3 separate regions of the Homo sapiens genome follow, and regions 1 and 2 are each linked to region 3. Evidence: chromatin loops called from intact Hi-C (ENCODE). Cell type or tissue: PC-9. All regions are shown on one strand. Region 1 holds the start of LOC105372908 (a long non-coding RNA gene). Region 2 overlaps ANGEL2 (angel homolog 2). Region 3 holds the start of ATF3 (activating transcription factor 3).

What was found. A loop is a pair of places that touch in the nucleus more often than their neighbours do. Peaks named below come from ENCODE experiments on the same cell type or tissue, not always from the same donor. Only the 100,000 strongest peaks of a DNase experiment are listed, where the experiment ranks them.
Region 1: a loop joins it to region 3, with 14 times the contacts of the local background. A loop is called at or near these places in 5 of 110 quality-filtered maps.
Region 2: a loop joins it to region 3, with 25 times the contacts of the local background. A loop is called at or near these places in 4 of 110 quality-filtered maps.

The regions. Positions count from the first base shown.
Region 1 is chr1:212,510,368-212,518,367 of GRCh38, reverse strand. LOC105372908 (a long non-coding RNA gene) reads left to right here and starts at 3,586. Exons shown (of 2, transcript XR_922579.1): 1 at 3,586-3,844. RefSeq lists an enhancer at 3,600-4,327. In PC-9, a CTCF peak has its summit at 4,055; DNase peaks (open chromatin) are centred at 4,197 and 5,087; H3K4me3 peaks cover 612 bases; H3K27ac peaks cover 1,247 bases.
Region 2 is chr1:212,992,003-213,000,002 of GRCh38, reverse strand. ANGEL2 (angel homolog 2) reads left to right here. Exons shown (of 9, transcript NM_144567.5): 8 at 2,685-2,848; 9 at 4,811-7,821. The coding sequence ends at 4,962. Among named protein-coding and RNA genes, the nearest start is that of ANGEL2, 20 kb to the left of the region's middle. In PC-9, CTCF peaks have their summits at 4,118 and 4,317; no DNase peak of the experiment used is centred here.
Region 3 is chr1:212,605,598-212,613,597 of GRCh38, reverse strand. It overlaps ATF3 (activating transcription factor 3), which reads right to left and starts at 4,837. Exons shown (of 4, transcript NM_001674.4): 1 at 4,668-4,837. RefSeq lists silencers at 4,016-4,195, 4,206-4,345, 4,966-5,175, 6,566-6,745 and enhancers at 4,456-4,515, 4,254-5,211, 5,212-6,169. In PC-9, a CTCF peak has its summit at 4,106 (motif pointing left); DNase peaks (open chromatin) are centred at 4,397 and 5,087; H3K4me3 peaks cover 3,720 bases; H3K27ac peaks cover 737 bases; H3K27me3 peaks cover 4,064 bases.

The sequences.
Region 1 (8,000 bases), 95 kb after region 3:
CTGTAGAGCAGGATAGGGATTCAGATGTTCATTCATTCAACAATTTTTATTTTTATTTTTATTTTTATTTTTTGAGACAGAATCTTGCTCTGTCACCCAGGCTGGAGTGCAGTGGTACAATCATAGCTCACTCTAACCTGCCTCCTGGGCTCAAGCGCTCGTCCCACCTTAGCCTCCCAAGTAGCTAGGACCACCGGCATGCACCACCATGCCCAACTAATTTTTAAATTTTTCATAGAGACAGAGTCTCACTATGTTGCCCAGGCTGTCTCAAACTCCTAGCCTCAAGAGATTCTCCCCCCTTGGCCCCCCAAAGCGCTGAGATTACAGGTATGAGACACTGTGCTTGGCCCATTCAACAAATTTTAGTTGAGCACAATCTACATGCCAGTCACTGCTCTAGACACTGGGAATACTGCCATGAACAAAACAGATTAAAAGCCTTGCCCTCATGGGGCTGACATTCGGGGGTGGGGAGTGGAGTGAAGAGAAGAGACAGGTGGCCAGACGCAGTGGCTCACGCCTGTAATTCCAGCACTTTGGGAGGCCAAGGAGGGCAGATCACCTGAGGTCAGGAGTTTGAGACCAGCCTGGCTAACATGGTGAAACCCCATTTCTACTAAAGGTACAAAAAATTAGCCGAGTGTGGTGGCACATGCCTATAATCCCAGCTACTCAGGAGGCTGAGGCAGAAGAATTGCTTGAACCCAGGAGGCGGAGGTTGCAGTGAGCCGAGATTGTGCATTATTGCACTCCAGCTTGGGTAACAAGAGCGAAACTCCGTCTCAAAAAAAAAAAAGAGAGAGAGAAGAGACAGGCAAACCAACTAAAAAACAGATATGTTACAAGATTCTGGGAAGAAAAATTAAACAGGGGAGAACCTGGCCATAGAGGATGGTCTTCCCAGCACCCTCACAGTGCCCAGCAGAGAGCAGGTCCCTGACTCTAACTGACCTGGCCAGCTCCTCAGGGTCAGGTCTAATTTCCCCACGCCCCAGGCACCGCTGGTGAGGGGCTGCTAGAATGGAAACAGCCTCTAGAATCAACCACCAACACTGATGGCAGAAGTATCCCCAAAGAGCCAGATTCCACCCAGTGTAGCCGCCTCCATCCAACCCTGCCAGGATGTCCTCTATTCCACATCTTCCTCTGTCCTCCTCCAAATCCTGGCTACCTGAACCCAGCCATTAGGACCTGCACAGTCCAGCAGGGAGACCAACCAGTGAAAAGACCATGACAGTACAGAGACGAACAATCTGCAGGGCCTGTGCAGGGGCTGTGGGAGTCTGAGGAGGGGGAAGCAGTTTTTGTAGGGTTCTGCCCCGTGCATTGTAGGATGATAAGCAGCATCCCTGGTCTCTTCCCACTGGATGCCAATAGCACCCTACCCCCAAATTGGGACAACCAAAAATATCTCCAGACATTGCCAAATGTCCCCTGGGTGGGTTGGGGGCGGGGGGCAAAATCAGCCCTTAGTGGAGAATCACTGGTTTAACTCAAGGTCAATTCAACTTATTTTACCAAGAAGCACCTTTTATTTATTTTGGAACTTTTATTAACGCTGCATGTAACCTATATTATTCTCAACACTCTGGGAAGTGCTGGTTTCCAGATAAAGCTCATGTTCCCTATCCCAGGGTGCAGGACCTTAGGATCTGGGCCCTGCCTGGCCCTCTGGCCACACCCTGAACCACCCTTTTTGCTTCTCTACTTTTGGCTTCAGTAAAGGCCAGCCGTAGTTGCCTTCAAACACTGCATTTGGCATTCTGGGCTCAGGCTGCTTCTGCTGTCTGGAATGCTCTCCCCACCCGTCCTCACCTGGCTCACTGATTCATTCTTCAAGTCTCCACTTGGGCATCACCTCATCAAACTACCCTGAAGCCCAGACAGGGCTGAGCAGCCCACAGTGCTCCTGAGCTCCCGTAGCACCTGAAGCACTACAGTCCTACAGTATGCATAGTTTGAGGTTATGGACTCATTTCTCTACTTGACCTGCAAGGCAGAAACCCTGTCTTTTCATCATTGGTAGATCCAGAATCTGGTAAAGTGTCTGGCACAGAGTAGATGCTCCATAAAGGTCAAAATGAATTGAAAAGTAAATAGAGCTTTGGAAGGCCAAGGCAGGAGGATCACTTGAGGCCAGGAGTTCAAGACCAGCCTGGGCAACACAGCAAGACCCCATCTCCACAAAAAAATTAAAAATTAGCCAGGTGTGGTGGCGCATGCCTGTGGTCCTAGCTACTCGGGAGGCTAAGGTGGGAGGATCACTTGAGCCCAGGAGTTGGAGGCTGCAGTGATGGTCGTGCCACAGCACTCTAGCCTGGAAGAGTGATATCTGGTTTCGAAAAAGAAAAAAACAAAACAAAACAAACAAAAAGCAGAAAAAGAAAAGAAGGAAAAAAACAAAAGAGAGAAAAGTAAATAGAACACAAATATGCGTGAGATAAAGATACAGGGAGTGAGGGCGGGAGAGCGCAGTCTCGGGGAGGGAAGGAGCCGAGGGGTATCTTCTTCACGCAACATGGGAAAAGATGATTAAGTTGCCTGCTCCTGCTCCTCATTCTTTCCTCCTTCCGGCTAAACACTCCTAGTTGCCTTAACCTTTAATCTGACATCCATCTCATTTTCCAACCCTCTAATCATCTTCGTCATTGGCATCACTCCGTGCCTTCTCCACATTTTCTAGAGCTGCTTTTGTGTGTAAGACGATGCGTTCAGAGCCGCAGGAACACACAGCCCCAGGAGGACGGCTTCCACTTAATTAGCTTAATTCCACAATTCCCTGAGCCTCACGTCGCCCGACCTGGTGGCTGTTTAGAGGAGCCCTGCCTCTGGGCACCGGCAAATTATTTTCACAGGGAAGCTAGTGGAGAGAGTGTAATTGGTGATTATGCTAATTCCTTCCTTTTCTGTGTCAGAGACTGCTCTGCAGGGAGGCCAGGCTCCCGGGAAGGTGTGTATGAAGGTCTAGCAAGTTCTAGGCTCCTTCCTCCACAGCAGCCCTCCATGTCACAGGCCCTGAAGCAGTGCGGAGACAGCCCACAGGTGAAAGGACCTCCCCAGGGTCACCCTCGGAGGAAAGACACGTCCCGTGTGCGGGGCGGGGCGGGGCGGGGCGGGGCGGGGGGGGGTTGTCATTCCACCCTAAGCTTCTGGAACCCCAAACTTAAACCATTACCCCACCCCGCAGCTCCCTCTCGGGTGTCGGTGACGGCAGAGGAGGCCAGTCCCTTAGCAGCTGTGAAATCCTGTGACATAGGCCGGGTCGCCGCAGGGCAGCCTTGGACTGCCCGACTGTGGCCCCCTAGGCGGTCTGTAGGATCTAGGGCCCGCCGCCTCTGGAGCAGGCGCTCTCCTGAGCCCCTCACAGGAGGCCGCCTGGGGAGCCACTGGGTCCCTCAGCTTCCTCAGCCCGAGCCCAGCACAGTCCGGCGGCGCTGGCTCCGGCTGTTTCTGGCTGGGGCCGGCGCCTCCAGTCCGCGAGGACCTGGCGGGGGCGCGCGGCTCAGAGCGTAGAGATGGAGGGGCGCGGGGCACGGCGGCGCGCTCGGGGCCCACGTGGCGGGGGCTGGGAGGCTGCGGGGGGCGGGCAGAGCACTGCGAAGTCCTTGCCGGCTCCAGGACCCGCCGGGTCCTCTAACGAAGTCCCGGCTTCATGGCCGGCACAGAGAGGTAGCGTTGAGGTGTGGAGTCTTGAAGACGCTGCCCAGACTGATGCCACCTCTGTGTCCCCAGGATGCGTGGCGACAGCAGGAGAGGCCCCTCCCTGACCCCCAACCGCCCCCAACGCAGAAGCTCAAGGAGGCTGCGGCCTACTTGGTGAGAGGCCCAGAGGCTGCTGCAGGTAGAGAGGGCTGCGGCGCCCGCGGTGGTGGGGAAGGGTCATTTGGTCTGAATGTGGTTTCCAAACTGCCCCGGTCGGCTTTATCCTCCCTGATGGAAGGCAGTAGGGCAGCAGCACAGGTGGGCGCCAGGGCAGGCGGGGCAAGGGACGGGAGCTCTCTGTGACTCCTTTGCCTCTGGAAAACGGGGACGGCACTGAGCCTCGTCTGCAGCAGTGTCGCATGCATGAGCGAGATGTGCAATGTCAGCTCCGGAAGCGACAGCTCGGCTGCCTCACTGCCTGGCCTGCGCCCTCCACAGGAAGTCCTCCTCCTGCCTTCCCTTCACACCTCCTTGGCAACTGTCCAGAGTCCAGGGAGTGAGCTGCCTGGGAAGAATGCAGCGACAAAAATACTTAGCCGCATCCGGAACTTCCCTGGTGGCAGCTGGTCACCGACCATGGGCTTCCCCTGGCAACTGTTGTGTTGGTGAATGAATTCCGAGTCTGACCCTGGCTCTGGCACGCCCCTGGGGGGTCTTGGAGAAGTCACCCAAACTCTCAGCCTCAGTTCCCACCCCTGTCAACTAGGGCTAATAATACCTCCCCAAATGCCCCCTGGGAGTATTAAATAATATAATGTCGATGGCCACCTTTCTTTACTCAGAAGAACAATGAGAGGATAGAGTGCCACAGGAAGGACACAGGGCGCCCAGTAGCGATGCTGAGGGAACTACCCGGAGGCACGTGGCGGTTACCTGGAGACTGTACACCAGCAAACAGCCACTCAGGGGCGCTTGCTGGGCGCCGGCACTGTGCTGAATCTCTACGCAAGCCCCTTGAGTTAAGCATTATCCTCCTTGTGCACATGAGGGAAGGAGACCCTAGAGAGACTAAGGAACCTGTCTGAGGTCACCCAGCACCAGGATTCAAACCCTAGCTGTCTTCTGCCAAGGCCCCCGCTGCCAGCCACTTCACGGTGCTGCCCGCTGGGGGTGAGGTGCCAGGGTCTGTCCCAGCTGGGCTTGAGGGGCTGAGTCACTAATTCTTCCCATGTGATCTCCCTGGGACTCCACTCCCTCATCTGTAAAGTGGGCATGATCATGCCAGCTCAAAATGGATGTTGTGACATCGACTACCAAGGGGTCCTCACCCCTCTGCATTGCTCAGCAGGAGACACTTTATAAACAGAGGATTACCTCTGCTGCCTTGAGCCAAATGGCTTGCCCTGCCAAATTGTTGGAATGGTTCAGTGACAAGTGTGCTATTAGGAAGAAATTTATGATGCTTCATTCAGAGTGAGTCACTGAATCCCTGTGGTGAGGGGCATCAGCTAACTGGGGAACCCTGGCCCCAGCTGCCTTGGGTCTGGCTACCTCCCCACCAGAGGGTCAGTGGTGGCCAGTGACGCAGGTAGGTGAGGACAGTTGGGGAGGGCAGGCAGCCTCCAGTAGGGGAGGAGGTGGTGCCTGCAGTGGATCTGCTTAGACCTCACACTACGCGCCACGGGCTCCAGAATTCCCTTTCTGCTTGCCACTGAGTGTCCCAGGATGCCCAAGTGAGGCTCCAGGCCACTCTTCTGCTCCTCTTCACCACATTTGCTCAGCCCTCCCCAGCTGGGTCAGCCAACAGATATTTCAAAGTGTTTTGGTGAACCCTCTTCTCTCTGCCTTTGAGTCACAAATGAGGACAATGACAAATAACTAAACTTCAGGGGCAAGAAGATTTAGCTTAGATGTTGCAGTTCTGCTGGGATTTTTTTTTTTCCTTAAAAACTACAAAACACTATGTTTATGAGAAAAATCTCCAGCCTTAGAAGTTAGTCATAAATGTGACTGTATGAGAAGAACCAGCATAAGAAAACACCTTCCAGAATTGCGGGTGATCTCCTTAGACAGATGTCACTGTAACTCGCCAAACAAATCTGATCCTTCCCCATCTGCTCCCAGGGGCAGTATGAGGGTTTTCTTTGATATAACCAAACCCAGAGGTTAGGATGGAGTATTCACACAGGGCTCAGGACACACAGACTGCCTGACACTTAACTATCTGTAGCATGGACAAGGTGAGAACCAGCTCCCTTCACTGGTGGTTGCCTTTCTAGTTATCCACATTTTCCAAATGGCTGATGGCCAGGCAGGTTGCAAAAGCAGGTGGCTAGGCAGTGAAATGGGGTCTGTAATGTCACTCACTGTGAAGCACACTCCCCTCCCTGACGGTATGAGAAGAACCAGTGTAAGAAAACACCTTCCGGAATTGCGGGTGACCAGAAAAAAACAAAAAACAAAACAAACAAACAAACAAAAAACCAGAAAGAGCCAGGAGAGCCCCTCTGGCTCTTTCTCAGATCCTGTTGACTCCTTCTTTAATCTTAGCCCCATGAGGCTCACCAACGGGACACAGGTTAATAACCAGAGCTGTAGATGTAGAGACAGGCACGCCTGGGAGCTGATCACCTGAGAGTGTGAGAAAGAGTAAAAGAACCCCAAAGAAGAGACAAAATGGCTTTTCACACTGCGGCTGGTCCCTGTGGGAGAAAACGCACCCCACACCTGACAGGTGCTATTCATCACAATGGCCCTGTTGGAGCCGAGCTCATGCTTGGTGCCGTGACCTAAGAAATCAGGGATGCACACAAAGCATGTCCTGAGCATTTGTGATGTGCCAGGCATGCTTCTAGGTGCATTTTCTGCTTGAATTCCTTTGATCCTCACAGCAGTCCTGTAAGGTATTATGTGGCGGAGCCTGGATTTAAATTAGACTCTTTCTCAAATTCCATCTCCAGTGGTTATATTATTAGAGATGTGAATTTGTTCCCCAAAAAACACTTAATGATGCTACTGTTATTTGATCCCTTTGCCAGTGCCAGACAGTGTGCTAAGTATGCGTTTTACGTATGTTAATTCATTTATTATATGCAAAACCACTTTTTTTTTTTGAGACGGGGCTTCCGTCTGTCACCCAGGCTAGAGATAGTGGCTTGATGGCAGCTCACTGCAGCCTCAACCTCCTAGGCTCAATAGATCCTCCCATCTGAGCCTCCTGAGTAGCTGGGACTACAGGGGCACACCACCATGCCCAGCTAAATTTTTGTATTTTTAGTAGAGATGGGGTTTTGCCATGTTTCCCAGGCTGGTCTCAAACTCCTGGGCTCAAGTGATCCACCTACCTCAGCCTCCCAAAATGCTGGGATTACAGGTGTGAGCCATTGTGCCCAGCTGCAAAACCACATTTTATAGCTAAAGAAGTTGAGGCTCAGAGAGATTACTTACCCAGGGTAATAGGGCTAATAAGTAGTGACACTGGGACTTGAACCCAAGTTTCTCCAATTCCAAATCCTTTAGTGATAATTAGTGTGTTCTGCTTCTTTCCCCAGCATGAGGATATGGTATATGTATTTGTAACTACCTAAAGCCATGAGGGTTTGGTTAACAAAATTCTATAAAAGGTCTTATATGAGCCTACAGGACAGAGACCATGGTGGTGTGGGGCAATACAAACAGCATGGGAAGACCTCCTGCTAAACGTGGTGGATTAGCATTCTGCATGTATTTTTTCTCACTTTCTTATAGATTTTTCATAAAGATAGCTGCAATAATTTCTCCCATTCCTGAAACAAGCCTCTTTACAGTGTGATTTTGTCAGTCCTCCCATCAAGATAAAAAGTCTTAAATCTGATCTGACTTGCTTTGACAAACAGAATTCAGTGGAAGTGATGTTGCCTTTAACTTTTTGGAACATTGCCCTGAGACCACCCTTTAAATAAGCTAGTCTAGCATATTAGAAGATGAGGGACCAAGCGGGGAGAACTGAGGAACCCCAACCAACAGCTAGCACCAACTTGTATTTTCCAGGCCAGCCAATGATAACTGAATGCAGCAGTATGAGTGAACTCAGGTGAAACCAGCAAAGGGGTCACCCAGTCAGTTCCTAGAATCATGAGAAATCATAAATTATTGTTGCTTTAAGCTATGAAGTTTGGCGTGATATATTATGTAACAGTGGATAACATCCTTCCAAATCCCACCTCATTCACCCCCCTGCAAAAAAAAAAAAAAAAAAAAAAAACCACTAATAATGGAATTACAAAGCCATTGGGTCAAAAGGATGAAGAGATAAGAAGATAACCACTGGGGAGGAAAGACTTCCAAACATTTTTATAGATGGGCAGGTAGGTAGA
Region 2 (8,000 bases), 390 kb before region 3:
ACAGCTTGTCTGTGGACCTGGACCAGCTCAAATACTCTTTGAAATTCACATACTTAAACAAAGGTCAAGATCACATAAAAATATCTTTCAGATCTCAAAAGGATCTTTAGTTGTCTTTGATTTACTAAATCTCAAAACCATCTATAAGAGAATTGATCCAAAAATGAATATGCCAGTTGAAAAGATGATCATTTTAATTTATCTCTTGAACTGTAGGAGAAGATTGTCAGAGGGGTGAAGATGCTGGAATTCTTCATTAAAGAAATAGGAATATTTGGGGCTATGGTTGAGAAATTGATACATGTTAATAAAACAGGACAGAGACTTAAATCTTGTCTCAGGGAGATTCTTGAAATATCTTGATTGTTAATTATATTGTGGCTGTTTTATAGTTTTTTGTTTTAACATTTAAATTTAGGGACCAATTCTCATTTATTTTATCTGCTTCTCAATCTTTATTTTGTATACCTTGTTTTGAGAAAATATTACTACATAAATAAGAACTAGTAAGAATGGAAGCAATTTTTAAAAAAATTTTTTAAATGAATATTTTAAAATTCATGATTAAACCTTTCAATATAGTAAAAACTTCTTTGAATAAGATTAATAAGGAGGCTAATCTAACAAGTACTTCGTTTTGAGTAACTCTTAAATCTTTTTGTAACAATATAGGATATAAAAAAGATATTGGCTGGGCGTGTTGGCTCACGCCTATAATCTCAGCACTTTGGGAGGCCAGGGCGGGAGGATTGCTTGAGCCCAGGAGTTTGAAACCAGCCTGGGCAACACAGTGAGACCCTGCCTCTATTAAAAAAAAAATTAAAACATTCTGGCCGGGCGTGGTGGCTCGTGCCTGTAATCTCGGCACTTTGGGAGGCTGAGGTGGGTGGATCACGAGGTCAGGAGTTCAAGAGCAGTCTGGCCAAGATGGTGAAACCCCATCTTTACTAAAAATACAAAAAATTAGCCGGGCATGGTGGCATGCACGTGTAATCCCAGGTAGGCTGAGGCAGAGTATTGCTTGAACCCTGGGGGGCAGAGGTTGCAGTGAGCCGAGATCGCACCACCGCATTCCAGCCTGGGTGACAAAGCAAGCCTCCGTCTCAATAATGATAATAATTTTAAAAAATAGATACCTTACTTGCCCTTGGTGTCTAAAAATTAAAAGAAAAAAAGAGGCCGGGCGCGGTGGCTCACGCCTGTAATCCCAGCACTTTAGGAGGCTGAGGCGGGCGGATCATGAGGTCAGGAGATTGAGACCATCCTGGCTAACACGGTGAAACCGCGTCTCTACTAAAGATACAAAAAAAAAAATTAGCTAGGTGTGGTGGTGGGCGCCTGTAGTCCCAGCTACTCGGGAGGCTGAGGCAGGAGAATGGTGTGAACCTGGGAGGTGGAGGTTGCAGTGAGCTGAGATCATGCCACTGCACTCCAGCCTGGGCGACAGAGCAAGACTCTGTCTCAAAAAAAAAAAAAAAAAAAGATACTTTTTTGTATCTTTATGTAAATACAGAGTGTTTATATGCATAGCTTATATCTGTAAACTGAAAAATTGATAGATAAGAGTTTGCAGAAGACCTATTTTTATTTATTATTTTTATTTGAGAGTTGATCTCACTGTCATCCAGGCTAGAGTGCAGTGGCATGATCTTGGCTCACTGCAGCCTCCACCTCCCAGGCTCAAGCCTTTCTCCTACCTTAGTCTGCCAAGTAGCTGAGACCACAGGCATGTGCCTCCACGCGTAGCTACTTTTCTAGATTTTTTTTTTTTTTTTGTAGAGATGAGGTCTCACTGTGTTGCCCAGGCTGGTCTCGAGCTCCTGAGCTCAAGCAATCTTCCCGCCTTGGCTTCCCAAAGTGCTGGGATTACAGGTGTGAGCCACCGCGTCCGGCCCTATTTTATGTTTAATATTATAAATCCTTAGACATAAAAAGTTGCTAATAAAACTTAGAGGGCATTTTTAAGGATTTACCTTTGTTCCTGACATATGAACACTTTAAAAGCAAGGGAAACATCTTCATCTATGTATTCTCAGCACCTGACATATTGCCTAGAACTTAGAAGATGTTTGGTAAATGTTTGTTGGATAAGTTTCTTTTTTAATTTTATTTTCCTTCAAGGCATAAAAGATCCTTAAGATTCATAAAGTATCACTAGAAAATAGTCTTTAAACCTTTTACTCATAACATCACATATATTTGTGCATGGGGCAAATATAATAAACCATTAGAGAAGCTGTTTTAAGATGCAGTACAAAATTATATGTGATAGCAAGAAAAATTAGAGAAGAATATGGCCTCTCTGTCATCAAAAGTCTAGAGGATTCCAAATAGTGTTCCTGAAGACCCCCTTGATTCTCTTTCTTAAAAACACAATAAAACTTGTTAGAATACATGTTCTTTAGTAAGTGGAGGCATTCACACGTTATAAATAATGAAAAAACACATTAGTATGTTAATTATTGAGCTTTTTTTAAAAACCACATTTATAATGGCTTTATTGATGGGTTTTAGATATCACTGCATAAGTAAATTAATACTAAATTATGATATGGTCTTTTTAAATAAAGCTTGTCCTAATGTTTGGTCTTAGTCTAGAAATTAAGTGAAAAAGAAATTCAGATAGGAGGAATTCTTGAAGTTACAAAAACTCGGATTCTAAACACTTCTTCTTTTCTATTTAGATTGTCTTCAAATTTACAGCACCATTTCAGTTTGTCATCTGTTTATTCACATTACTTTCCTGACACTGGAATTCCAGAAGTGACCACCTGTCATTCCCGAAGTGCCATAACTGTGGATTATATTTTCTACTCTGCAGAAAAGGAAGATGTTGCTGGGCACCCAGGTAAGGAATGCATGTAATCTTAAATTCTCCTAGAGAGCACAGTAGCTAAAACCTCAAGGTTAAAGTTAAGAAAGCTCTCTAAACATCCAGTTGAAGTTCTAGATCTAGAAGGTAAAAATATTTCGAAATAGACAGATTGGTAATATATTTGAATAAATCAGTTGATTACTTGCATATGAGGGAGGCAATAAAACACATCCAAGCAAATTATTACCCAAGAATTACATTAGCAGTCCTACCCTCCAGTTCCAGTCAGCCTCTGAGTTATAGGTCTTTCATATTGCCCTTTCTTTTTGCTTGCCATAAATTTACTGTTTTTCCTGTGACAGGAACTGAGTATGTTGTTAATGGTCATCATAGTTTTGTGCTTAAATTTTACCGAGGCGTCCTGCCTTCATTGGAGGACCATAGTTACACTGCCAGCAACACAGCTTATGCTGTCATGTTGACTCTGGAATATTGGATTTTTCTGAGGAGGAAAAGTATATATATATATATATATATATATATATATTTTTTTTTTTTTTTTTTGGATACAGAGTCTCGCTCTGTTACCCAGGCTAGAGTGCAGTGGCATGATTCTCGGCTTACTGCAACCTCTGTCTCCCGGGTTCAAGTGACCTTCCCACCTCAGCTTCCCGAGTAGCTAAGACTACAGGCATGAGCCACCATGCCCACCTAATTTTTGTATTTTTTGTAGAGACAGGGTTTCACCGTGTTGCCCAGGCTGGTCTCAAACTCCTGGGCTCAAGCCGTCCACCTCGGCCTCCCAGGGTGGCTTGGATTACAGGCATGAGCCACCACATTCGGTCAGAAAAGTCTATATAATTTTTTTGTTTGTTTGTTTTTGAGACGGAGTCTCGCTCGTCGCCCAGGCTGGAGTGCAGTGGCGCTATCTCAGCTCACTGCAAGCTCCGCCTCCCAGGTTCACACCATTCTCCTGCCTCAGCCTCCCGAGCCACTGGGACTACAGGCGCCCGCCACCATGCCCGGCTAATTTTTTGTATTTTTAGTAGAGACGGGATTTCACCGTGTTGGCCAGGATGGTCTCGATCTCCTGACCTCATGATCTGCCTGCCTCGGCCTCCCAAAGTGCTGGGATTACAGGCGTGAGCCACTGTGCCCGGCCGAAAATCAGGTTTTAAACATTAGCCAAAGGATTTAAAGTGGAGAAGAAAATGCAGTTTAAGATTACTGGAAGTACAAAAATACCTTTAAGAAAACTTTGGAATGTGAGCAGCTGTTTTATTCTTTTCTGATTTTTTTCATTTTTTTCTCTTCCATTTTTTTGGATGCTTCTTTTTCTTTACCCTTTTCCCCTCTGTTTGTTCCCCCCTCCTTTCTTCTGGGAATAACCTTATTAGTAACACTCACGAGATGACTTATTCCTGCCACTAGATCTACTCTACAAAAAATATGCCTGCTGCTTTGAATTTATAGTAAGGTTTTCGTAGTTGTCATGCTGACAGAAGTTCACTTGGTGGCAGGAGAGTGTTATGGATCAGCATTTCAAAAAGAGCATGTCATCTTCACTTCTGTGGGTGCTGACTATCTGGGACTAAATTATACTAATTTATTCTCCATTCACCTTATAAACTGCTACAGGGCTGTGGCCCGGTGTCTCTGGCTTTATGCAACTACAGAATGGTTGCTGGATGAGTTTCTTATGTAGTTGTCAACCACAAATTACCCTTAACATTCTTAAGTATTTCATTTATATTTTCTTCTAAAGATTGTTTACAGAGCTGGAAATAGAAAAAATATCTCAAACTGCTGTGTGTTTGATAATTATAATTAGGTTATAATTCAATAAAGCTTAGATATTCTAAAAACTGTGTCATAGTTTTTAGTCTTCTGGAGGGGCCTCAAGTTCTATATTTGTTTGGAGAAAAGACTTGTATGATTAATTTACAATAACCCGTTGACAATTTTACTAAATATGTGTGTGCTTCTTTAATGTAGGAGCTGAAGTTGCTTTGGTTGGTGGCTTGAAACTTCTAGCTAGACTGTCACTTCTTACAGAACAAGACTTATGGACTGTTAATGGACTTCCAAACGAAAATAACTCTTCAGATCATCTGCCTTTATTGGCAAAGTTCAGACTTGAGCTCTGACTCTCTTTGATCACATACTAATTTTCTTTCCAATTTGTATTGTTTTTCAAAGAATGTAAAGTTCTTAAGTGTATGCATGTTGTTTATTTTTGCACTGTGGAGATTCTGAAGCGGTTATGTTAGATGCTTTGAAACTCCATATCAGAAGAAATAACTTTATAACAATTTTTTTTAATAATGAAAAATATTTTCGTGACAAGTGAGCTCTAAATTCTCTTTATTGTAAAAGAGATGTAAAGGTTTTATATTCTAAATCCTAGTAAAATTGACAGTGATTTTTAAATATAATGCATCTTCCTTTGTCTGCTTAGTAAAAAATTTCATTTCATAATTTTGGCAAGCTCTGTAGTGGATCCAAAGTATCTTTGAGTTCTTGCAAACTACAAGTTGTTTCCTTTCCAGAAGGCTTGATTTCATTAGGAGACCCCTCTATTGAGTTCTAAATAGTTTATCTTAGAAAGCCTTGGGTCATTCACAGGTATCCAACCAGCCATTGTTTAGTTTGTTTTTGAAGGGGTTTGATAATGCTTTTTAAGTTGTACAGAATGCTTAATCCATCTTATTACTGTCCTGAGCCATGTAATATGCCTGCATCGTGTTGGGGAAATGTTTGGGAAATATAAGCCAGCATAACGTGTAAAGCTCACTCTTTCACCCTGGAACAGACAAGAGGTGGGCTTAATAGAGGCAGAGACTGGGGATATACCTTTGTTTCCCTAGCATTTTTATTTATTTATTTTTATTTTATTTTATTTTTTGAGATGGAGTTTCACTCTTGTTGCCCAGGCTGGGGGTGCAATGGCGCAATCTTTGCTCACTGCAACCCCTGCCTCCCGGGCTCAAGCGATTCTCCTGCCTCAGCCTCTCGAGTAGCTGGGATTACAGGCATGCGTCACCACTCCCAGCTAATTTTGTATTTTCAGTAGAGACAGGGTTTCCCCATGTTGGTTAGGCTGGTCTCGAACTCCCAACCTCAGGTGATCCGCCCACCTCAGCTCTCAAAGTGCTGGGATTACAGGCGGGAGCCACTGCACATGGCAGCATTTTTTAAAAATTCAGTTTTAAGATCTCTGGTTTAGGGGAGAGATTTTATTTTACTGAACCAGTTCTATAGAAATTTATTTTATTAGGAAATTTGTCTTTGGAACAAAGTGGCAGCTATAAAATTATTTTTGTTAAGCCTCAGAAATATGAGGAAGCCTGTAAAACTCTAGTGGGGAGATATTAACTTGGAGACCTAATGCTCTGTAAATAGTCATTTAAACTGTTGGTTTTAGTGGTTTTGTTTCTAAAATGTTTTCTTTTACCGTGATGCACCAGTATGAGATGGTGCTGACACTTTCTATGAAGTGGTTATGAGCAGGTTTAATAAATCCTCTATACAAGTGTTTGAATCAATTTTAAAACATAAAAAGTGGAAATTTCCTTTTTTGTAGACAGTAGGAACAAGGAATTATATGCATTTTTACTAAGTAGTAATTTTACACTGAATTGTAAATGTTTTTACAGTGAGTTTTATTAATAGAATGCTTCACCTTAAATTGGAAAACAATAATAGTCTTGGACTAAGTCTTTGTACTAAAGCATTTGCTATAATTATTTTTAAAAAAACAAACAGATGAAAACCTCAGAGAAGGCATGTGGATTATAAGATTTGTCTAGTAAAAATTGTAATTGAATATGTTTAAATATTTAATTTCTCATTTTGGGGGGTTTTTATTTTTTTATTTTTTAGATGGTGTCTCACGCTATCGCCCAGGCTGGAGTGCAGTGGCGCGAACTCGGCTCACTGCAACCTCCGCCTCCTGGGTTCAAGCAATTCTCCTTCCTCAGCCTCCCAAGTAGCTGGGATTACAGGCATGCACCACCATGCCCAGCTAATTTTTGTATTTTTAGTAGAGATGGAATTTTGCCATGTTGGCCAGGCTGGTCTTGAACTCCTGACCTCAGGGGTGATCCACCCGCCTCGGGCTCCCAAAGTGCTGTGATTACAGGCATGAGCCACCATGCCTGGCCTTTGGGGGGATTTTAATTACAGTATTAATTATAGTTCTAGGATTTCCCACATTTTATAGTAGTAGTTTGCAGGATATTATGTGCCCTAATTAGCAGATATAGACATTATCAAATTATAATGATAGTATAATTATCCCTTTTTAATATTGGGGAAAGAAAAATGAAAATTCATTAGTTAATTACTGCTTTGTGTTGTGTGAATTTATTAACAAATAACATTATTACATATAGGTCATTGTTAACAAACAAACATCCCTGAAAACCTCTGTGAAAATTTAATTTTTTATATCCTGATTAATATATTGTGACTTTAGGCCCATTTTTCATGTGCTTCACTTTGATAGAGTTAATCCATAAAATTGCTCTTTACTTTAGCTTATCAAATGAAGTATTATTTTGTGGACTGGAGGCCAAAAAGTCAATGTGAGCTTCTCACAGGTTTTTAAAGCTCCACTAAAAATAATTATCCACTTGTCTTTACTTTTGTTGACCAGAATAGTTGGTAACTCTGCCAGAGCCTGTACTTACCTGCCAAAAACAATTAAATCTGGTTAATGCCTGAAACCAAATCTCTCAGTCTCAAGTGTTATACTATCCAAGTTTTAAATGGAAAGGTAAACTGTGGAGTAATGAAATTTTGGTTTTACTGTACCTTTTGCTATCAAGATAATATTCATGTTTGAAATCTTGTCTTTATTTGGAATTTAGTTACTGTCTGCTTTTAACCTTTGCTTTCCTAAAGAAAGTTTGAGATCCAGAGAGTTCAAGGGATTGGGGAAAGAGAGGCGTCAAGTCATTTGCACTTTGTACCTGTAAGTTAGGTAATAAACTATTATACTCGTACTTCTGTGCCTGAAGGTTTTGTGGTAGGTATACTGAGATGTATAAGCTGTACTGTTGCCTTTACTAAACTATTTCATTGCCCTTTGCAGCCATTTTTACTTAGGGGTGATGCTAAAAGATGAGTGAATTGAGATATGTCAAAATAGAGTGATAGAGTGTTTTTAATATAGAGTCTGCAG
Region 3 (8,000 bases):
ACCAGAAACCTTAGGGGCACTATCTCATTTAATCCTCACGAGAACCCAGTGAGTTAAGATCTAGCTGCCTTTTATAGATGAGATAATTGAGGTTTAGACAAACTAAGTCATTTGCCCGAATTCACAGAATTAATATGGGGCAGCATCAGGATTTGGAATTAAGTTAGTTTGGCTCCAGGATTCATGCCCTTAATTTGTACATTGCAAAAAACAAACAAATATTATTCTACATTACAAAAACAAACAAGCATTATGTTATATTGCACAAACAAACAAAAAACCAGAGCAAATTTTCTCGGGGCAGGCCTTAAGGTAGGTGGGAGGCCTGGAAATGAAGTGATAGAGGGGAGGCTAAGTAAAGATTCCTCGGGATAAACTGAACTCTGTTTAATGAACTGCTAATCTTTATGTCACGGTGCATACCCAGGCTGCTTGCTAACTGCCTTCTGGGAGTGTGAGCAAGTGGGTCTCTTATCCACAAAATTCCCAGACTGAGGTCAGAAGATGAAGATTTGAAGCCCACTTACTCCATTATGTGTTATCATTGTACCTCCCCGTGGCTTTTTCTCCTCTGTTAAAGAGGGCTTGTAATAATCGCCCTATTTTCCCATAATATCCTATGAGGAATTGAGGAACTAATACATGAATATGCCCTGGAAAACATTCTTTGGCCAGGAGCTCCATGATTACTAGGCCTCCCAGAGATCTCTCCAGCCCAGGGCTGGCTCTCTGACAGAGGCTCTGTGGAGTCCAGGAAGGAGGGCAGCTGGTCACCCACTTTGATCTCAAAGGCTTCTGAATAGAATACCCTGACTTCAAACTCCCCCTGGAGATCTAACATACACCAATGGAGGCAAGACTTCCAGGCCAATGAAATCTGCCCTTGACTAGTCAAAGAAACCCAGGCTATGTATGTAATTCTTTTCCCAAAGCCCTGTGTCATGAGTCAGAACTGAAGTTCTTCTCTCAATTTAATCCTATAATCTTAGGATGCTGGGAGGATACTTGTCGCTGTCAGGCAATAAACTCTGAGAAACTAGCCTTCTAAAGCCAGAGGCTTAAGATTCTCCCATGCATTCATGTTTCCCTTCCCTTTCCAAGTTTATTAAAAACTCAGTGATTCGGGGATGACATTCAGAGCTGCCACTGGGCTGGTCTTTGTTTGGAGGCCTGGATGGCTCCCTTCTACACGGGGACTTTGAATTCCACTGCAGTAGAGTGTAGTTCCATTTTGCCATCCAACTAGGTTTATTAATGAGCTCTCAGGGCTTGGGGTCTGCTGTTTATGACTCCCGCCCCCTACCCTTCTTCTTATGTAAAGTCAGCAGTCCCAATGAAAGAAGCTGAAGAATGTCAGTGGTATGGAATGCTTTTATGAAAAGCATTGGGTGGGCTTCCTTGGGGACATAAATGGTTGTAAAAATGTTAAAAGCCTTTCAGAAAATAAAACAGATGTATCTGTCGAGATTTGGGTTTTCTCGGCACTAGGCTAAAGCTTAACTTCTCGGGATACTTTCTAGTTATTCCTTTACTCAGTCTCTCGAGGTATGATTCAGCCTAGACTACGGCTGTGTCCCCACAAGGAAATGAAGTTAAATCTTCACACAATTTTTCAGAAAGTTGAGATCCTCAAACATCCCGGTCATTGAAAAAAATTGTTTGGGGACCTCAGATCAGAGTTGACTTTCTATGCTGATCATAAAATTGTTCAGACTTGCTACCAAGAACTTGCATTTTGTTTCTGCTTGATTATTTCCAATCAGAAATCATGTTGTATCATTGGCAGTTTCATCATTTTCAAGAAAGTGAAAGTTTACTCATGTATTCCTTTAACTGGAAATTCAGCTCCCAGATTTTTATTTCCTAGTAGCTACAGCTACATTGAATTTTCACTTTTAATTTTCATCCTCTTTCCACTAAGCATTGCTTGCTAACCATCTTATGTTACTAGGAAGCCAGTACTGGCCTTTCACTAACTCTTCATATCTTGGTCTTCCTCCCAGACCTCTTGAAGAGGTGCAAAGCTGGGCATCAAGGGCCAGAGACAATGTTTCTAAGCCTATCAGTGCCACTCATAAGCTGAGCATCCACCAACAAATCACTTAGGCTTTCTGGGCCTCTCATTCTCTTCCTCTGTAATTTGAGATCAAAACTGCCTTCCCCAAAGGGCTGTTGAGAAGGACATATGAGATTTACATACACACCGGGTAGTCATTACTACTGTGACTCCATCTTCTCCATTTCAGGAAAAACTCATTCTGTTGTTATCAATTCAATAAAGCCCTGTTAGTGAGGAATTAACTGGAACCTTCAAGACATTCAGGTCAGTCAGAGCCTCTTTTGTACTCTCATTGACCCCAAGTTCTTCACAGACCAGGTAGGTTTCACCCCACTATTTGCTGATGCCAGCATTTCTGCATTACATATTTGAAAGAGAACCAATTCTCACATATAAACCATTTCTCCCTTGGAAAGCTTCTGAGGCATCTTGGCTATGTCCTTCCTCCTCCCCTGGCTGGGTAAACACTCGAAGCCACTGGCCCTGTCCCATGCCCAGCCAATTTTAAAAAGGAAGGAATCATGGACTCTATCTAATGGAAATCACACCCTCTCAATATTAGAATCATCTAGGTCAGATTCTCATTTCATAATGAGTACATTGGTCCAGGGAGGTAAAAATGACTTGCCTGAGGTCATAAAGCTGGTGAGTGGCCCAGCCCATGCCAAGCTGCTGAACACCCACCGACTGCTCATTTTGCTCCATCACCAATAGGTATCGACCGCCTCAAGGGATCAACCAACAAGGCAACCAGAGAACAGAGCCATTAGCCAGGTAGATAAGGGGTCAAGAGTCCTGGCACCTGGTACCAATCACAGAGGAGACTTTGACAGGACTGAGATAGGGAGGGGCTATCGAAGAAAACGGCCATGGAGAAAAAGGAATTCTATAATGGCTAAAGGGCAAGGAGGAAGAGAGAGAGAAAAAGAAGGCTCCCATCACTGCCACAGATGCTGGGTGCTGTATCTTATCCCCACTGCGGGCGTGGGGTGCTGCCTTCTTTGCTGTCTCTGAAACCATTCCGACAGTAACTGCAATCCTCACCCCATCCCATCTTTGCCCAGGATATCCTCAAAGCAGGAGCCTGTATGTTGTAGCATTATTCTACAACCAATGCTAACTGCAAAACAATGGGGACAGTAATACCAATTTTTTGCCTTCACTTTAAGTTACAGAGACAGAAACTTCGAACAGAAGATATGACTGTCACCTACAACGAAAGGGGTACACTGAGAGAACATCCAGATTTTCTGGCTCTCCTTTTCTTTCTGGGTTCATCAAGGATTTAGTAACTATTTTATTTGTAAGAAAGCATATGTGACCTATGCAATGAAATTAGGGAAAAGAAAATGTTTAGGAGGAAAGGAAGTAGATGAGAAATGAAAATGGGAGTGGGGGGAGCAGAGAAGGAGAACGAATCCAGTGGAAAGAAAGCTGGTGAGGGAAAAGATGCCCTGCAGAAAAGTCCCCTTTCCCCCACTGTCTGGACACTGGTGAATGACATTAGATAGAGACCCACCCCATTCAAGTCCCCTCACTGGCTCCTTTTCTCCCCACTACACCACTCCAAAATCTGAAAATCTCCAGACAGAAAGGACCTTAGTAGTTATCTGGTCCAACCACTGCATTGTGCCCTCCAACACGCAGAGGGGGCCGGTACTGCCCATGTGCCCTTATTTCCCGGCTCCGCATACTGAGGCCCAACGACATCGATTGCAGTGTAAGCGCTCAGAGTCCTGGCACTAGACCACAAAGCCATTCTCTCAAATATCTGCACAAGTGGCTCCACACCCTCGCTTCCCCGCCACGGTGGGTCTCCCGCGGACCCGCCGAAGGAAAAGCCAGAGTGAGAGTCCCAGGTGTGTGGGAGTCCCGGGCTCGGGGTCCGGACACCAGCCGTTGCCGGGAGCCCTCCCCGTCTTCCGCCCCGGGACAGCGCGACACCAGCGCTCGCCACTTCCAAGCTTATCCCAGCTAACTTTTTCTCGGGGTTGCCTTCACGGTCCTGCCGCCAGTGCTGCGGGGTACCCAGGGCGACCCCCAGCGGCCGCGCCCGGGACGCCTCCCGCCCTCTCGCCCCTTCCCCATTCATTCCTCTCGGCGCGTGGGGCAGCCCTCCCGCAAGCCTCCGGCCTTCGTGCCTCTCTGCGCCCCCCCCCCCCCACCCGGGAAGGATCGGCTCCCACAGTGCCGTGTCTCGAAGCGAGGGATGGAGCGGGACGGCGAGCGAGGCAGCCTCGGACACCCCAACGCACCCGCCCACCCACCTTACGCCCTCTCCCAGCCGGGCAAGCCAGCGCCGTCGGCGGAGAGAAGCGGCGCTCGAGGCTGGCGGCAGAGTGGACGCCCGACCTCCGTCACCAGGAACCTTTCGCGCCCCAAGTCAAAAGAGAAAGTTAGTTCTTTCGCTTTGCGGGAAACTTTTCGAAGCGCCGAGGAGCAGCGGTGGCTTAGAAGAAGTTTAAGCCAGAGTTATTTCCAAGCCGGAGGCTGGGGGCGCGGATCCGGGGTGGGTCAGGGGTCGGCGGACTGGTTACTTAGAGGGGCGCGAAGGGAATGAAGGCGAGCAGCCCTCGTCGCGCTCACTCCCTCGGCTTCCAGCGCTCACCTCCAGGCTCCGCTCGGGGCGGCCAGGGTCGGGACGGGGTCGGGCGGGCTGTTTGTCTGGCCGGCGGGCGAGCACCGAGGACTCACGGCCGGCGCGCGGGCTGAAGGGTGCGCTCGGGCGGCGGCGAGAGAAGAGAGCTGTGCAGTGCGCGCCTGGCTGCGTGCGACTGTGGCTTGGAGAGCGTTGCATCACCCCTTTTATAGCCCTCAGGCTGGCGGCGCGGTCGTTTACTCCGTGTTGCCAGTCCCAGGCTGACGTAATGCTATTAATAGCTTCCCGGGAGAACCGGCCGAACGGAGCGGAGGAAGGGGGGTGGAGGAGGGGCCAAGGCGGGGCCGAAGGCGGGTGGAGAGAGGGGGCACTGGTGATGCAAGTTCGGGGAGGAGCCAGCCCAGGCGCGTTCCCCCAGCCTCGCTCACTGAGACACACACCAGCCCGCCCTCTCTCTCCATATCAGGACCGGAGCCGCCCGGGATAGCCGCCAGATGTGCGTACTCGCTGCTGCGTGTTCCAGGCATGACCAATGGTGCCCAAGCCAGCGGCATGACTCCACCGCGCTGGCATCTGTCCCTCCGCTAGGTTGAAGAGCGGGGGGGGCGGGGAAGGTGGGGAGGCGGGTCCCGGCCCCAGCCCAGACTAGGTGAGGCTGGGAAGCGGGCACGACCTTTCTCTAAAATGCGTGGTCATTTTCTGGAGCTTCAGGAAAATACCCCCTCCCCCACTGGCCTCCTACTTCTCTAGCAGGGGCGGAGTAGGGGCAGAAGCGTTAGTCTGTGGTGTGGGGAAGGTGTCCAAAGTCACCCTTCGGTGTATCCACGCCGTTACCCGCCGGGTGTGACCTCTGCGGCGGGGACCGCGAGAAGCCCGCCGGTTAACACAAAAGCGGAGGGCAGCCCTCGGCTGGCACCGTGCGCCCGAGCCCGCAGCCCCGGACACTCCACATGGACGCACACGCAGGACAGCTCCGGGCTCCGAAACTAGGGCGAGTGGTAGGACCGTATCGGTTCGATTTTTTTTTTTTTACAATCACAAAGCGTTTGAAATTGACAAGAACATGTCAGTGAAACCAACAAGAGCGTGAAAAGATCGGAGTCCAGGAGGAATCAGAGGCAACCCGGTGGGAGGGTAGGAGGGGGCGGAAGCCAGCGGCCAGGAGGAGGGGGAAAGAGAAGGTGCTTTGGGGTCCGCGAACCTGCCCAGGCCTGGGGGTCGCCCCGCTCTCAGGCAATATTTAGGGAAAACCCATGTTCAGCTTTCACGTGTTCTTCTGCTCCCAGAGCCGATTGGACTGGGACCGGACGGCCCGGAATGGGGACGCAATGACCACAGGCGGAACCCGCAGCAGAAATCCCCTCTGCCCTCAAGCCAGGGTGGCGGGAAAGGCGGGGCCCCGTGGTCCGAGATTCGAGCTGAGACCTCAGCAGAACTGGGTTTGAACCTTAAAAACGATTTCCTGGTTCTTATTCCCCGACCCCAACAATTTCTGCTCAGAGAGCGGCAGAACCAAGGAACCTTCTTGACTGCCCGTGGATGACTATTTGTAGACACAAGTGTGGCCTGGGACTTTCGCACCTGCCTGGGAGGGAGACCTGCGCGGCCGCAGGGTGTGGGGGCACGGTGAAGGGCAGAAACACCTGCTCCTTTCCACCTGCCTCTGGGAGAGAGGCGGCCGAAGGTCACAGTTTGGTAATTTGGGGTAGAAACTAGAGGTGTCTGGAGCCTGGGTCTCACTTGAAGTCCCCAGTTCCCCCCACCGGGGTTCCTCGCCGCCAAGCCCGACCTCACTCAGACCACCCACCTCTCCACGGGCCTGGGAACACGCGGAGGGCGGCCTCGGAAGTCTTTGCGCCCCGGCGGACCCGGGAGCCCTGGAGTTCCACGCGGGATCCTCCGAGATCCTGCTCTGGACCTGAACCGATTTCCAGCGGCGTCGCGCGGGAAGTGCAGGGCGGGTGTTTTCGCTTTACTTTTCGCCCTGGTAACGGCTCTCCGGGCCCCACCCTCCGCTTCCACGCCCTCACCCCCGCGCGCCGCTCAGCACACCTCCACAACCCGCCCTCCCGCTGGAGTGCGCGCAGGTAAACCCCGGGCGTGTCGGAGCAGCCCGGCGGACACCGGGCGGGATTAGGTGGAGGAGTGTTTGCATTTGAATGAAGTTATTTGTTATCTCTACTTAGCTATTTTATCTACTTATAGATTGTTCTGGAATAAATAGCACCATTATAAAGTGAAGCAAGGAGAGGAGGGAGAACACGTGAAGCTTTTTACTCTTTCTGCTGTGAAACAGAAATTTTGACCAGTTTACAGGTTGAACTATGATTCCATTAAAACACCCAAGCCAGATCTGTGGAGATCTGCTCCTGTCCTTAAGGGGAAATTCAACTTAGGGCGTCAAGTAAACAAACAGCCAGACCGTCCTCCACAAAACAATGCAAGGGAAGGATAATTGGGGTGGGGGGAGAAGCCCCCAACACCCCGGTCGGGTTATTCTTATTACCATTGTGCCTCCAGTTCTTTTTATCAATCTTGCTTCATTCTAATTACTCTTAGTTTGGAATCTCCAAGTTGGATAGAAATGCTGTCAGCTGTTCACGGAAGTCTGATCCTGATATTCTAAACCCGAAAAGTGATAAGAATCTTGACAGAGAACTAAGTCCACTCCCACTTGAATGAAACTCTTACCCAGGGAAAACGAAAACTACTCCTGCCTGCCTCCCTCCCCTCAGCCCCCAGGAGAACCGTGAAATGCCTGCTGAATTGAGAGACTGGAAAAGAACAGAGCAAGGCAGAGCCCCTGAGGTCTTTGCCACAGGAGAGTGATCAACATCTGAGTCCTTTGCATCCTTATTTTACCCTGACTTCAGTTAATGCCACCAATGTCCAGTGTGCACACTCTCAGCACACACACAGGCAGTGCCATGAAGTGGAGGGGACAGAAAAGCTTTCCACACCAAAACTCTTCTCCATGCAAACAAAAGAATGGCTGTCTCGCCTTAGAAGGAAGCCCTGGCTAGGGTGATTTCAGGGGTTAATCCTCAATGAAAGAGGGTTAAGCAGAGACTTGAAGATTGCTGAGGTTTTATGATGGTGAATTGCCTGGGGAATCCACATTCAGATCAGCCTTGGTATGTTTTGCTGAGTGAGATAAGAGTTGGAGACTTCATGCTGGGACATGTGCAAAAGGAAGGGAAAAAATTAAAAGGGGAGGGGAAGGAACTAGGCAACTAAAAACAGCCCACTCGTGGCAACCAAATCTAAACAGAAAAACATTGCAGGGAGCCAAACGCAAAAGAAAAAACAAAAAAGTTTGAGATATTTAAAGGTTCTAGCAGT